Regions from separate parts of the Homo sapiens genome. Here all the other regions are linked to region 3. The links are chromatin contacts, found by Hi-C in ENCODE. All regions are on one chromosome and are shown on one strand. Each heading gives the region's core, a stretch centred on a gene start or an enhancer-like site at or near the end of the contact. The rest is flanking DNA. Distances are from core to core; before and after follow the strand shown. Region 1 holds the start of HPCAL1 (hippocalcin like 1). Region 2 overlaps LPIN1 (lipin 1). Region 3 holds the start of SLC66A3 (solute carrier family 66 member 3).

Region 1 (3,702 bases), core at 980-3,479, 850 kb before region 3:
CATGAAACAAACTGCCCCCCACATCTCTCCAAAGGGGCCAGCCCTGCCAACACTTTGATCTTGGACTTCCAGCCTCCAGAGCTACAAAACAACACATTTCTGTTGTTTAAGTTGCCCAGTTGGAGGTGCTTGTTACATTAGCCCCAGGAAATTATACAACATCTTACCTGAATTTGCTTTCTTCTTTGCTCTAGTTAAATTCAAAACTACATATTGAATAACGACGGTGTGCTCTCTCTCCATGAAGCTTCGGGGTGGGTAGACAGTCCTCCTCTTGAAGGAACAGGAGGGACGCAAGGGAAGGGACCAACTTGTATCTCATCTGAGAGAGATACACTCCTGGAATAAGAGGTCTGCGGTTAAGTGTGTTTCTCTAGAAGTTCAGAAACAGAGGAAGCATCTGCGGGCTAAGCTGCTGAGGGCTAGGTGAGAGCTAACTGACCTAAGTTTTGAAGGATGGATGGGTGACAGGTTGGAGGGGGAAGATGGAAAAGTCACATGGGAGAGGAACAGCATGGGCCAAGTGTGGAGGAACCAGTGAGTGGGCTGGGTTTCAGAAACAGGCCTTGGTCTGCTTTTGAGCCCTCCCTGAACTTTTCCACCCCAACCCCACCTCCTGCCTGTGTCTGCCATGCACCTCCCTTCCTGTGAGTCTGTGGACAGACTTTGCCCCTTTGCCCTGTGTGTGCTTGGGAGAAATCTGCTCAGTTTCTGTGGCAGGGATGTTTCTACGTGTTCATCAAACCGGCTTTGTTTACTTCCGAAACACTCATGAAGACCACAGCTGCCAGAGCCCCTTGCATCCTGGTGGGACTGTGCGACTACTTCTGGCCCATGGATGTGGGTGGAAGTGACGTGTGCTTCCCCAGGCCTGGCTCCTGGACCCCACCGACGGCTTCTCACCTGTAACCCCACCAGCCTTCTACCTGGATACTTCACGGGGAGCTAGAGTGGCCTTGGCTAAGAAGGAGGCATGGCACCCGCGGGTACCGGGCCGCCTTCATCAGTCGGTGCACTCTGGTCCACCGCCCACATGCCTTCATGTAATCTTCACTGTAGGGCCCACAGGGAGGGGAACTTCCTCGAGGTCTAGCTTTGCCTTTCCGCCTTCAGAGCCAAGTAAGAATGAGGGGTCTGGGCTCGGCCCACCTTCCCTGCAAGGCCCTGTGCCCGCTCCCCTCAAAGCTGGTCTTGCATGTTGCTCTGGCGGCCTCTGTAGCAGGAGTTCACTCTGTTTTCCGTGGAGGAGGAGTGGAAGGAGGGATTCAAGCTCTCCCCTAGAGACGCTAGAAAGACAGTTTTGTCTCAGCCTCATACGATCGCCCAGCTCCACATTTCTGGCTGTTTCTGTGGTTACCTTTCTTCGGGGATGTTTGGGGCGGGAGGTGGGTGTGTGTGTATATTTGCTCTTCTGAAGCCGTTTTTCCGGAGCTCCTGGTGGGGGTGGGGGTGCTCTGTCCCTGGTTCCTCTCGAGGCAGGTGCAGGGGATGGAGGATGCCCCCCTCCCCGAGAGCCAGGAGGCGCCGACCCTGGGCAGGAGGTGCCAGACCGGCGCCTCTCCCGCGTGGAGCTCGAAGACCACAGATGCCTGGAAGGGAGGAGCACCTTCCGTGGTTAGGTGGGGAAACCGAGGCAGAGGCGGCCCAATGGACTCGCCTAAACGGCCTGGGGAGTCACTGCAGGTAACCAGAGCTGGAGCCAGGCTTCCCACTCCAGGCCCGGGGCTCTCCCCCGAACAGGCGTGGGAAGGGGTGCGAGCTGCACGCGGGGCTGGGGCTGGGGGTGCGGGGCTGGGGCAACTCGGCTCTTCCCCTTCCTAGGCCGCCCGGGCCACTTCCTGCGGCGTGGGGGCGGGGGGCGCGGGCGCAGGGCTGGCCCCTCCCGGGCGCCGCCTCTCGGCCTCTTCTATACCAGCAGGCCAGAGGCCAAGGGTTAGGGGAACAGAACCGGTGCCCGGCTCCGCCCCTGTCCCGAAAGCCACTGGGGGCTGGGACCCGGCAGGGCCAGGTTTGGGCCGCGAGGGCCGAGGAGCAGCGAGGTGCAGGGGCTGCGAGGGCCGAGCCGGGCGCTGAGGGTCCGGCAGGGGGCGTGGAGGGGGCGGGGCCCGGAGGGGGCGGGGCCGTAGGAAACTTGAGCGCCCGCCTCTGGCCGCGCGCCCCGCCCCGGCCCCCGCCTCCGGGTCCCGCCTCCAGGTCCCGCCTTCGCGTCCCTTCCTTCCCGGAGCTGGCAGGCGGGCCGCGGCGGCGGCGGGCAGCGGACGGGCGGACTGACGGGCGCCTCCACCTTGCTCCCTCCCTGGCTGCCGGCTTCCTTTTGTCTTTCTGGGCGGCGATGAGCGCAGGGCCGGCGCAGCAGCTGCGGGCGCACGGAGGCCCGCGCTGCTAGTCACTCCTCCCGGCCTCGGCGCGCTTGTCCCGGGCAGCGGCCCGGGCCCGCTGCAGCCGCCGCCGGCGCCGAACTTGGGCTCGGGAAGCCGGCGGACCGCGTCCTGCGCCGGAGCAGGTAGGGAAGGGGCGGGCTGCGGTCTGCTGGCTGCTGAAGTGTGCCCCGGGCGTGTGCACCCGGCGTGTGCACCGGCGAGCGCTGCGATCCGGCTCTTTGCGTGTGTGTTGTGCGCGCGTGTGTGTGTCCGGGAGTGCCCGCGTTTCTCTGCGCGGTGGAGTTGTGGGTGACTGCGGACGGTGGTGTGTCTTTCGAATGGCGTGTACTCGTGGGCATCCATGTGTGCCTTAGGTGTGCACATTTTGGACTGCGTTTGTGGAATTGTGTGTCGGGGCGCAGTTGCTGGTGGGGAGCGGTGCCTGGCGGGTGTCGTGTGTGAGCAGCTGTGCGCAGAGCGGGGTGGCGGGGTGGGTGTGGGTGGTCCAGCCCCACGCCCAGAGCCCCCTGTCCCTGCTGGTCGGCGCAGTGCGTAGCTTAGGAGCCTCGAGGACAGCTGGGACCCGACGGGCAAGGGCGGGCCTCGCGGGCAGGCTGGGCAGCCCTCAGGGAACAGGTCCGTGCGGCCCACGTGGGTCGCCTGTGAGCTTCTGCCAAGGGTGGGGGCCCACGCGGAGGCGATCCGCTCGTTCCTCCCAGGGCCATGGGGCGACGAGGAGAGCCCTGGCCTCCCCGCGACCCGCACTGCGACCTGGGCCAGACGCGCCACCTTCCCCGGTCGCGGTTTGCTTCTCTTTAAAATGAGGACAGCTCCTCCCTTGGGGGCTGTGGTGACAGGTGAAATGAGAACGCACTGAAGACAGCTCTTGGTCCAAAGCCCCGCACACAGTAGGTACTGTGTTAATTGGATTAGCGTCTCCTGTTTAAAATCCTTTTTTTTTCCCCTTTATCGTGGGTGGGGCCTTACATTTTCCCCGGGCGTGTTTTGTGCCTCTCCCTGGCCCTAACTTAACCGCGAAGCACTGAGATTCGAGAAAGTTTAGCTGCCAGCTGCGCTGCCTCCTGCAGCACCTCCCGGGCGGCGCCGCCTCCGCGAGTGCCCGAGAGCGCCGCGCTGGGCGCCGGCCCTGCCCCAGCCCCCAGGCTCCCGCGCAAGCGTGGGGGTCCCTCTCCTGGCCGGGAGGCAGCGACTGCGGAGTTGAGAACCCTTTGGTTCAACAAGTTCCTAGTCCGGGAGGATGCAGCTCAGCTCGTGGAGTCCGAGAGTCACGGCGTAAAATTGGCGCTTCCCGCACATGCAGATCTCGGGCTCCCGGGGTGTC
Region 2 (3,621 bases), core at 174-2,673, 620 kb after region 3:
CCATCCTGATGACCCCAGAGATGTTTACATCAGTGAAACCTCTGGGAATAGTGAGCCCCCTGGCTAGTTTTCAAAGGACTTGGGGAAGAGGGTAGAGCTAAATCCTGTGTTCTCAACACAGGAAATAATATAACCCCCATTGGGATGAAAATTCATTCTTGGGTGGTGACAAAATCTTAGACGTTATAATGGTTTGTGGTCTCTAAGGGGCCACAGCATTAAAATCTCATGGTGGGTGGAGTTGGGCTATTAATTTCTCAGAATGCTCAGGGGCATGTTGATAATGAAAAAGAGACTGAGAAACGCTGATCTAAATGCCAGTGACATCCTTGGGTTATTCGTATACCTCATGCTTTAGATTCGCTTCTGGTTCATGGTGCCAGCCCTTAGAAACTCTGGGTTCCTACCTGAAGCCGGTCTTATCAAAACGCCACCCCTGGTTCCAGTTTGATCAGGGTAACCTTGTGAATTAGCAAGCAGCAGTCCCCAGTGTGTGCTGACATGGAGGTTGGAGAGAAAATAGATATGTCCCATGCCTGGTTTCCAGCCAATACTGATGTCGCGGGTTAGTCCAGCAGGCTGAGGCTGAGGCCTGTGACAAAGTCCCTGCATGGAGGTCTTCCTGCGTCAGAGCCTAGCCCTGTTCAATAGAAACGTAATAACTAGCTCCATATGTAATTTTAAGATTTCCAGTAGCCCTATTTTTAAAAAGTAAAAAAAAAAAAAAAAGATGAAATTAATTTTAAAGCTATATTTCATTTGACCACAGTATTTCCAAAATATCATTTCAACAAGCAATCAATTTTAAAGAATTATTAATGAGATACATCACATTTCTGTTTACATACCAAGTCTTTATAAACTCCATTATGTATTTCACATGCGCAGAACATCCCAATTTGGACAAGCCACGTTTCAAGTGCTCAGGAGCCACCTGTAGCTGGTGGTTTATTATATTGGACAGTGCAGATATAAGACCTTTCTAGATTCTCATTCTTTCTCTAGGTCTGTGGAGATAAAATAGTGGAGGGAAAAATAGTGGTTTAGGAGGAAAATAATGTAGAATATTTAGAACCCAATAATAGATGAAAAAATCTGTTCAAGCACTGTATGTTAATTTTAAGGATTTAAAAGAAACACTTTAAACACAACTCTGAGCGTGTTTAATGCTCAAAACATCTGTAATGTTTTGCCTCATGAATGCAGCATAATGACTGAGTCAGGTTATGTAGCTCTGACTATCACCAAATGGAATGACAAATTAGGATAAATAGCTACATTTCCACATTTGGAATTAGGTATTTTCTGTAAAGAGACAATTGACAGCACACACGAGCACATTTTTGGATTATGTAGTTTGATTAAGCACGAAAGTGTGACCAGAGATGATCAGTTCTACACATGGGTGAAACAGAAAGTGAAATAGGTCATTTGGCAGTTTCCTGCTTTTGTGTCTCAGAAAATTCATGCTGATTTCTTAGCAATTTCAATATCCGGTGCTCTGCCATTATCAGATGTCTGAGTTTCTTTATTTTCTTAAAAATGTCGTTGTTGAGAGTAGTCAAATACTTTACGTAATATATATAATCTTTATATAAAGTATATATACTTTGTAATTATATATAATCTTATATATAATCTTTATATAAAGTATATTATATATACTTTATATAATCTTATATATAGTCTTTAAAGTATATTATATATACTTTATATAATCTTATATATAATCTTTATATAAAGTATATTACATATACTTTATATAATCTCACTTGATGTAATTGACCTCTGATTTTGTCTTTCTTTTAATGTGTATCACGTGGTGGTATCCAGTAGCCTGGTAGATTGCAAAAGGACTGCCCCTCATCTTGCAGTTGCGGCCGAGGGAGGTCTGTCTAGTTCTTGCCCTCCACAGTCTTCCCTGTTCCATCCTTCGGAAAGGTAGAGGAGTTATTTTCCCCATTGGGATATATTCAATAATGAAAAATTTGATCTAACTCTTACTATAAGTCTATTTTACCATTAACCAAATTACTTATGAAGAAAATACCTGTAGATTATATGAAGTGAAAATTTTGATTTAACTTTTACAAATCGATTTCACTAACCAAATTACTTATGAAAAATATGTATATAGATTACTCTTTTCCTTTCGTTATAAGCATTTGTAGATGATCAGATTTTTTTTTTTTTTTAATTCCTAAATTTGACTCTCTGGAAATTATGGTTAAGCATATAATTTTACCTAATTCTGTGAAGTGCTTTGAAAATGAGAATAATGAAATATAGCTTGGGAATATGATCTTCTGTTTTCTGTCTCGGGTTGTTTGACAAATAAGTTTACAAGATATTTTTGGAATACCACTTTAATTTATTATAAACATTTAAGTAGTTTATTGGGCTGTCTGAATAATGGAGTCAGACACTTTCCACAGCATTTCTAGAACAGAATCTTGGAGAATGGCCTGGGCTGGGTCTCAGGCTGAGGATCAAAGGTTGGTGTGTTCACTCGATGTAGTCATCTCAGATTTCTGCCTTCATTCCCTCAGTTTTGACCTACCTACTTTGTGGACTTACATGGTTTACTTTGTAAGCCTTAGCAAATGAAGCTACGATTAATTTGTACGTGGAAAACCTTTTGTCTTTTTGATTAAAGATCCAGACCTCAGGATGTACTTCATTCAGAGGCTACATTTGCAGAAGAAAAGTCCGTTTAAAATGAGGAAAACAAAGTTGTTAATAGTTAAAACTAACTAGCCTTATTGGGACTGGCAAAAATACTGAAAACTTTGATAAGGCTAATAAATACCTTGTTTATGAACATCAGTCATTGACCTTGTAAGCTTACTTTTTTGAACAACCCTTGATCTTAAAATAATAATATTTCATGACGGAGCACTTTGGAGTCATCTTTCTGGTAAATCCCACTTGGCAGTGGGCCCCATTCCTGCGTCCTTTTTGGTCTGTCTGAATTCCCTCAGTGACGGTCGGCAGAAAGCGCATCTGTGTTTGTGCACGAGACCTTTGGAGAAGGGTTGCTGTGGCCTGAACGGGCAGCATTTATGGTGGTGGCCTGTTTGCTGTTGGGGAGGGACTTGCAGCAGACTTTCTCGTAGGGCTGGGCTCCTTATGCGTGAGTTGCACGCCTGAGTGCCTCTATGGGTTTTGTGGCTCGTGGCTTTTATGAAGGGACCAGAATGTTAGGAACTCTGGAGTTGGGAATTGCTGCAGGAGAACCGTGTTCCGCATTTCGTTCTTCTAGAGCAGAGGTTGGTAAAGCACGGCCCATGGGTCAAATCTGGTCCACCATCTGCCTCTGTCAGACTTTCCCGGGCATAGGCAGTTGGTTTACATACTGGCTGTGGCTGCTTTCACACCACCACAGCAGCGAGTGGTTGCGACAGACGTCGTAAAACCCGTAAAGCCCGAGATATCTGCCACTGGGCTCTTTACAGAAAATGTTTGCCGACCCCTGTTCGGAGCAAGCTTTGTCTAAAGGACTTTATTTCATTTAGTGACAGTGAGATAATTTATTGCTGCAAAGAACTTATAGCCAAATATGTTCTATTTTGTCTGGTGAAACAGAATGGCAAGAGCTTTTTAGATACTTTGAGGTTTGGG
Region 3 (3,552 bases), core at 230-2,729:
TATTTTTGAGACAGGGTCTGGCTCTGTCTCCCAGGCTAGAGTGAAGTGGCGCGATCTCGACTCACTGCAACCTCCGCCTCCTGGGTTCAAGCCATCCTCCTGTCTCAGCCTCCCGAGTAGCTGGGACCACAGGCACGCGCCACCACGCTCGGCTAATTTTTGTATTTTTAGTAGAGGCGGGGGTTTCCCTATGTTGCTCAGGCTGGTCTTGAACTCCTGGCCTCAAGCAATCTTCCCGCTTCGCGGGGTCAATAACGATCAGTATCGATCTAGCCAGGGCAGGTCCAAGCCGTTTCCTTTAAGGGTTCCCTTCTGAACATCCTTTTCTCATTTAGACTTGGGAGGCAGGACTCAGCACCTGTTTTTTTTTTTCCATAGGCGGAGGTGATGGGCCGGTGAGGCTGGAGAGAAAGAGCCTCGGCCAGAATTCCGAACTCCGAAGCTGACCCAGCTCCCGTCCCTCACACTTCCCGGCTGAGATTTATGGCACAAAACCAGGGATCGTGGATTCTGGCATTGCATTTTGGTGCTTTTTTGCCTGCTTCATAACCAGGCCCTAATACACAGGCGATTTTCAGAGGTTGGAAAATGCGTCCTTCCCTTTCCCTCAGTTTGTGGCTTAGACGGCCACGTCCAAGTTACTTTATCAGGAGAAATCCTTAAGAAACAGTTTCACTGTGAAGTGCTCAAGTTCAAGGCTTCCGGTGGCCCCTCAGGGCCCACGCCGCTAGGAGGGAAGCCTTCAGTCCCAGGCTGGAGACAGGCCGCGTGCTCTGAAAGGGCACAAATGAGGCGACCCTGGGGCTCTGGTCCCAGAAAGTCTCTCCAGCCTGGTTCCCCACCTGTAAGTCGGGAGGGTGCACTCAGCCCTTAAGCAGGAGGCTTTAACTCCTGAAATGCTTAGTGAGAGAAACTAAAACACTTGCAGGGAGGGAAAAATCCCGGCAGAATGGCCCATCCCCCGGGGCCATTTGCCTCTCGGTCCACCCAACCCGTGGAAAAGCCGGACTTCCAGGGCGGCTCCCGGCGGCGGCTAAACTATCGGGTGGCAAGAACGCGGAAATGCGAAGCAGCTGCTGGTGGAGCCCGCAGGCCAGGGTGGGACTGTCGCCCGGGGCGGGGCTAGGAGGGGAGGGGCGGGGCGAGGAGGGGCGGGGCGAGGCGAGGTTGGCCACGGGATTGGGCTAGGTGAGGCCGACCGGGAGGGGGCGAATCTGGGGGCGGGGCGAGATGAGGGTAGTCCGAGGACTGAGCGAGCCCGGGCGGGCCCGTAGGCGAGGCGAGATGAGGCTGGCCAGGGGGCGGGGCGGGCCCGGGCGGGAGGGGCGGGGCGGGGCGGGCCCGGGCGGGAGGGGCGGGGCGGGCCCGGGGGCGGGGTGCGTCCAGGGGAGGGGCGGAGCGAGGCGGGTCCGGGGCCTGGCGGCGCGCGGAGGGGCGGGCCCTGGCCGGGTGGTCCCGGGCGGATCCCGGGAAGGCGGAAGGCTTCGGCAGAGCTGCGCCGCCGAGGCTGAGCGGTCCCTTCTCGCTGCGGCCGCCCAGGTGCCCGCGCCCGTGGCGCTATGGAGGCGGCGCTGCTGGGGCTGTGTAACTGGAGCACGCTGGGCGTGTGCGCCGCGCTGAAGCTGCCGCAGATCTCCGCTGTGCTAGCGGCGCGCAGCGCGCGGGGCCTCAGCCTTCCGAGTTTACTTCTGGAGCTGGCAGGGTAAGGCCCGGGGCGGCCGGGGCTGCCTCCTGCCCCCTCGCAGCTGCTGCCGGCTGGGAGCCCAGGAGAGCCTCGGCTCGAAGTAGGGCGGGGATGATCCCCGCGCGCCGGCGTCGCAGCTGGGCGGCCGAGGGTGAACTAGGGAGCCTAGGGGCTCGGGGTGCTCTTCCCACGGCCACCCGCCACCCGCGTACATTGTTTCTCACCAAGCCCCGCGTGGCACGAATTGATTGCGCACGCCCATTTTACAGATGAGAAAACAGACCCAGCGGAGGCAGCCCTTGGTGCGCTAGTGACAAAACCTGCTGGCCCTGAGCAAGGCCATTTGCACCTCGAGGCTGTCATATTCATTGTCCCTAAACTCACCACGCACCGTCAACCTCGTTCTCGGGCCTCGGTTTCCTCACCTGTGAAATAAGGGGTTGAACTAAGAATGTATGAATCTCTTCTCTTCTCCCGGTGATTGGTGGGGAATCTTTCCTGGTTATTTAATGAGATTCCTTGGGAGAGGGTCTTAAGACAATTGCATTTCTTGTAGAAAGAAGTTTCCTTAGTCATCTGTAAGGAAGTTGGAGAGTCTCTGCAGTTGGGAAGGGGTGACGGAAAGGTCGTTAAATCCTTGATTCTGAGGCAGCTTCTAAGGCTTTCCTATTCAAAGTATTCATCATGCCAGAGCGCCAAACTTTTGGGGTATCATTTTTGAGCCCCAACAATAGGAAAACACATACCTCAACCTAGTGGTCTCGCCCCTTCCCCCTGGCCAGGCCAGGCCTTCCCCTTTGCCCCCCGCCATCACCCAGTGGGGTCTGAAGCCTGGTCCTCCACACAAGCCTTCCTGGTGGGCGGGGTGGGGGGTGCGGCATACAGGATGGGAAGAAGCCAAGGGGTGCGGGGGAGAAAGAGGAGACCTCAGGTGTGGGAGGGTGAGGGGTCCCACTCAGGCTTTGGACCCCGCGCCGGCCCTATGGAGCCCGGCCCTGGGCACAGTCATCCAATAGGGGGCTTTGAGGGGAAATTTTTGGGAAAGGCTTGCAGTGGGAGGGACTGTGACCTCTTCCAGGCTTGTGAGTGACTCTACCCTGCGGGGTGGGGAGGGGGGGGTCCCAGGCTGGATGGCAGGGTTGAGAGGCACCCAGGGGAGGTGGGCAGCATGCGTTTCAGGTTGGTGCCACCACCAGGCTGGGAGCAGAGAGGCTGGAGCGATGAGGTTGTGGCAAAGGACACAGGCTGGAAGTGGCTGTGGTGACTGTTCAGGTGGGAGAGGGGACAAGGGCATGAAAGCCAGGAGTGGGATTTGGCCTCGGCCCCTTGCTAGGTCCCTGAGCTGGGGAAGCTGAAGCTGGACCCATGAAGGAAAAGAAGCCAGGCTGTCTGTAGAGTCTATAGATTCCCTCCTGCCGCCAGCCCCTAGGCCTGCATTTCCACCACTTTTGCAGCATTGCTTGAAAAATGCAAACCCTCAGAGATACGCAGGTGAGGGCTCCTATTAGATCTGCCAGCTGTCACCTCTCCCAGCTCACCTTAGTGAAAGCTAGACCTCTGGCAGTGGAAGGATCTTCCTGGGCATGGGAGCTCAAGGGTTGGGTGGGGCAGCAGCTTGCTGCCATCCCTGCTGGCCTGTCTAAGGGTCTTGCAGTTGATCACGTGCAGGTAAAGGGGGCTCTGTCGGGGCTGGTGCACCAGCTCTGCAGCCTCCAAGCCAGGGCCAGGGCCAGGCACACAGACTTCTGTAAAATGGGCTTGGCTGTGTCAGGACCCATCCTCCTGGCCCTCCTGTCTCCCTGCCTGCCTCCCTCATGCCCTTCCCAGCCTTGCCTGGGAGGCCCACCTGGGGCTGGCCATGCTTGCCA

Evidence for each region. A loop is a pair of places that touch in the nucleus more often than their neighbours do. Pooled maps may share reads with other maps.
Region 1: a map of CD8-positive, alpha-beta T cell shows a loop between it and region 3 (7-fold over the local background). The contact joins the promoter of HPCAL1 here to the promoter of SLC66A3 in region 3. A Hi-C loop is called at or near these places in 2 of 168 maps with a recorded cell type or tissue (CD8-positive, alpha-beta T cell and naive thymus-derived CD4-positive, alpha-beta T cell), 2 of 37 single-sample maps with no recorded cell type and 11 of 50 pooled maps.
Region 2: a map of CD4-positive, alpha-beta T cell shows a loop between it and region 3 (3-fold over the local background). The contact joins the enhancer-like site here to the promoter of SLC66A3 in region 3. A Hi-C loop is called at or near these places in 1 of 168 maps with a recorded cell type or tissue (CD4-positive, alpha-beta T cell), 1 of 37 single-sample maps with no recorded cell type and 8 of 50 pooled maps.

Annotation. Positions count from the first base shown.
Region 1 is chr2:10,300,675-10,304,376 of GRCh38, forward strand. HPCAL1 (hippocalcin like 1) reads left to right here and starts at 2,230. Exons shown (of 5, transcript NM_002149.4): 1 at 2,230-2,503. LOC101929691 (a long non-coding RNA gene) reads right to left here and starts at 2,043. Exons shown (of 4, transcript XR_922791.3): 1 at 904-2,043; 2 at 168-339. RefSeq lists silencers at 1,765-2,544, 2,429-2,626, 2,945-3,124 and an enhancer at 2,805-2,864.
Region 2 is chr2:11,774,253-11,777,873 of GRCh38, forward strand. LPIN1 (lipin 1) reads left to right here. Exons shown (of 21, transcript NM_001349206.2): 6 at 1,834-1,941. Among named protein-coding and RNA genes, the nearest start is that of MIR548S, 8.6 kb to the left of the region's middle. Within about 2 kb of position 1,424, at least 7 of the 41 ENCODE cell types and tissues checked have a DNase peak (open chromatin) inside an H3K27ac peak, as active enhancers do; they include CD4-positive, alpha-beta T cell, where a contact is called at or near this core.
Region 3 is chr2:11,153,988-11,157,539 of GRCh38, forward strand. It overlaps SLC66A3 (solute carrier family 66 member 3), which reads left to right and starts at 1,480. Exons shown (of 7, transcript NM_152391.5): 1 at 1,480-1,702. The coding sequence starts at 1,560. It also overlaps a transcript of CIMIP5 not described here. RefSeq lists silencers at 1,067-1,546, 1,657-1,896.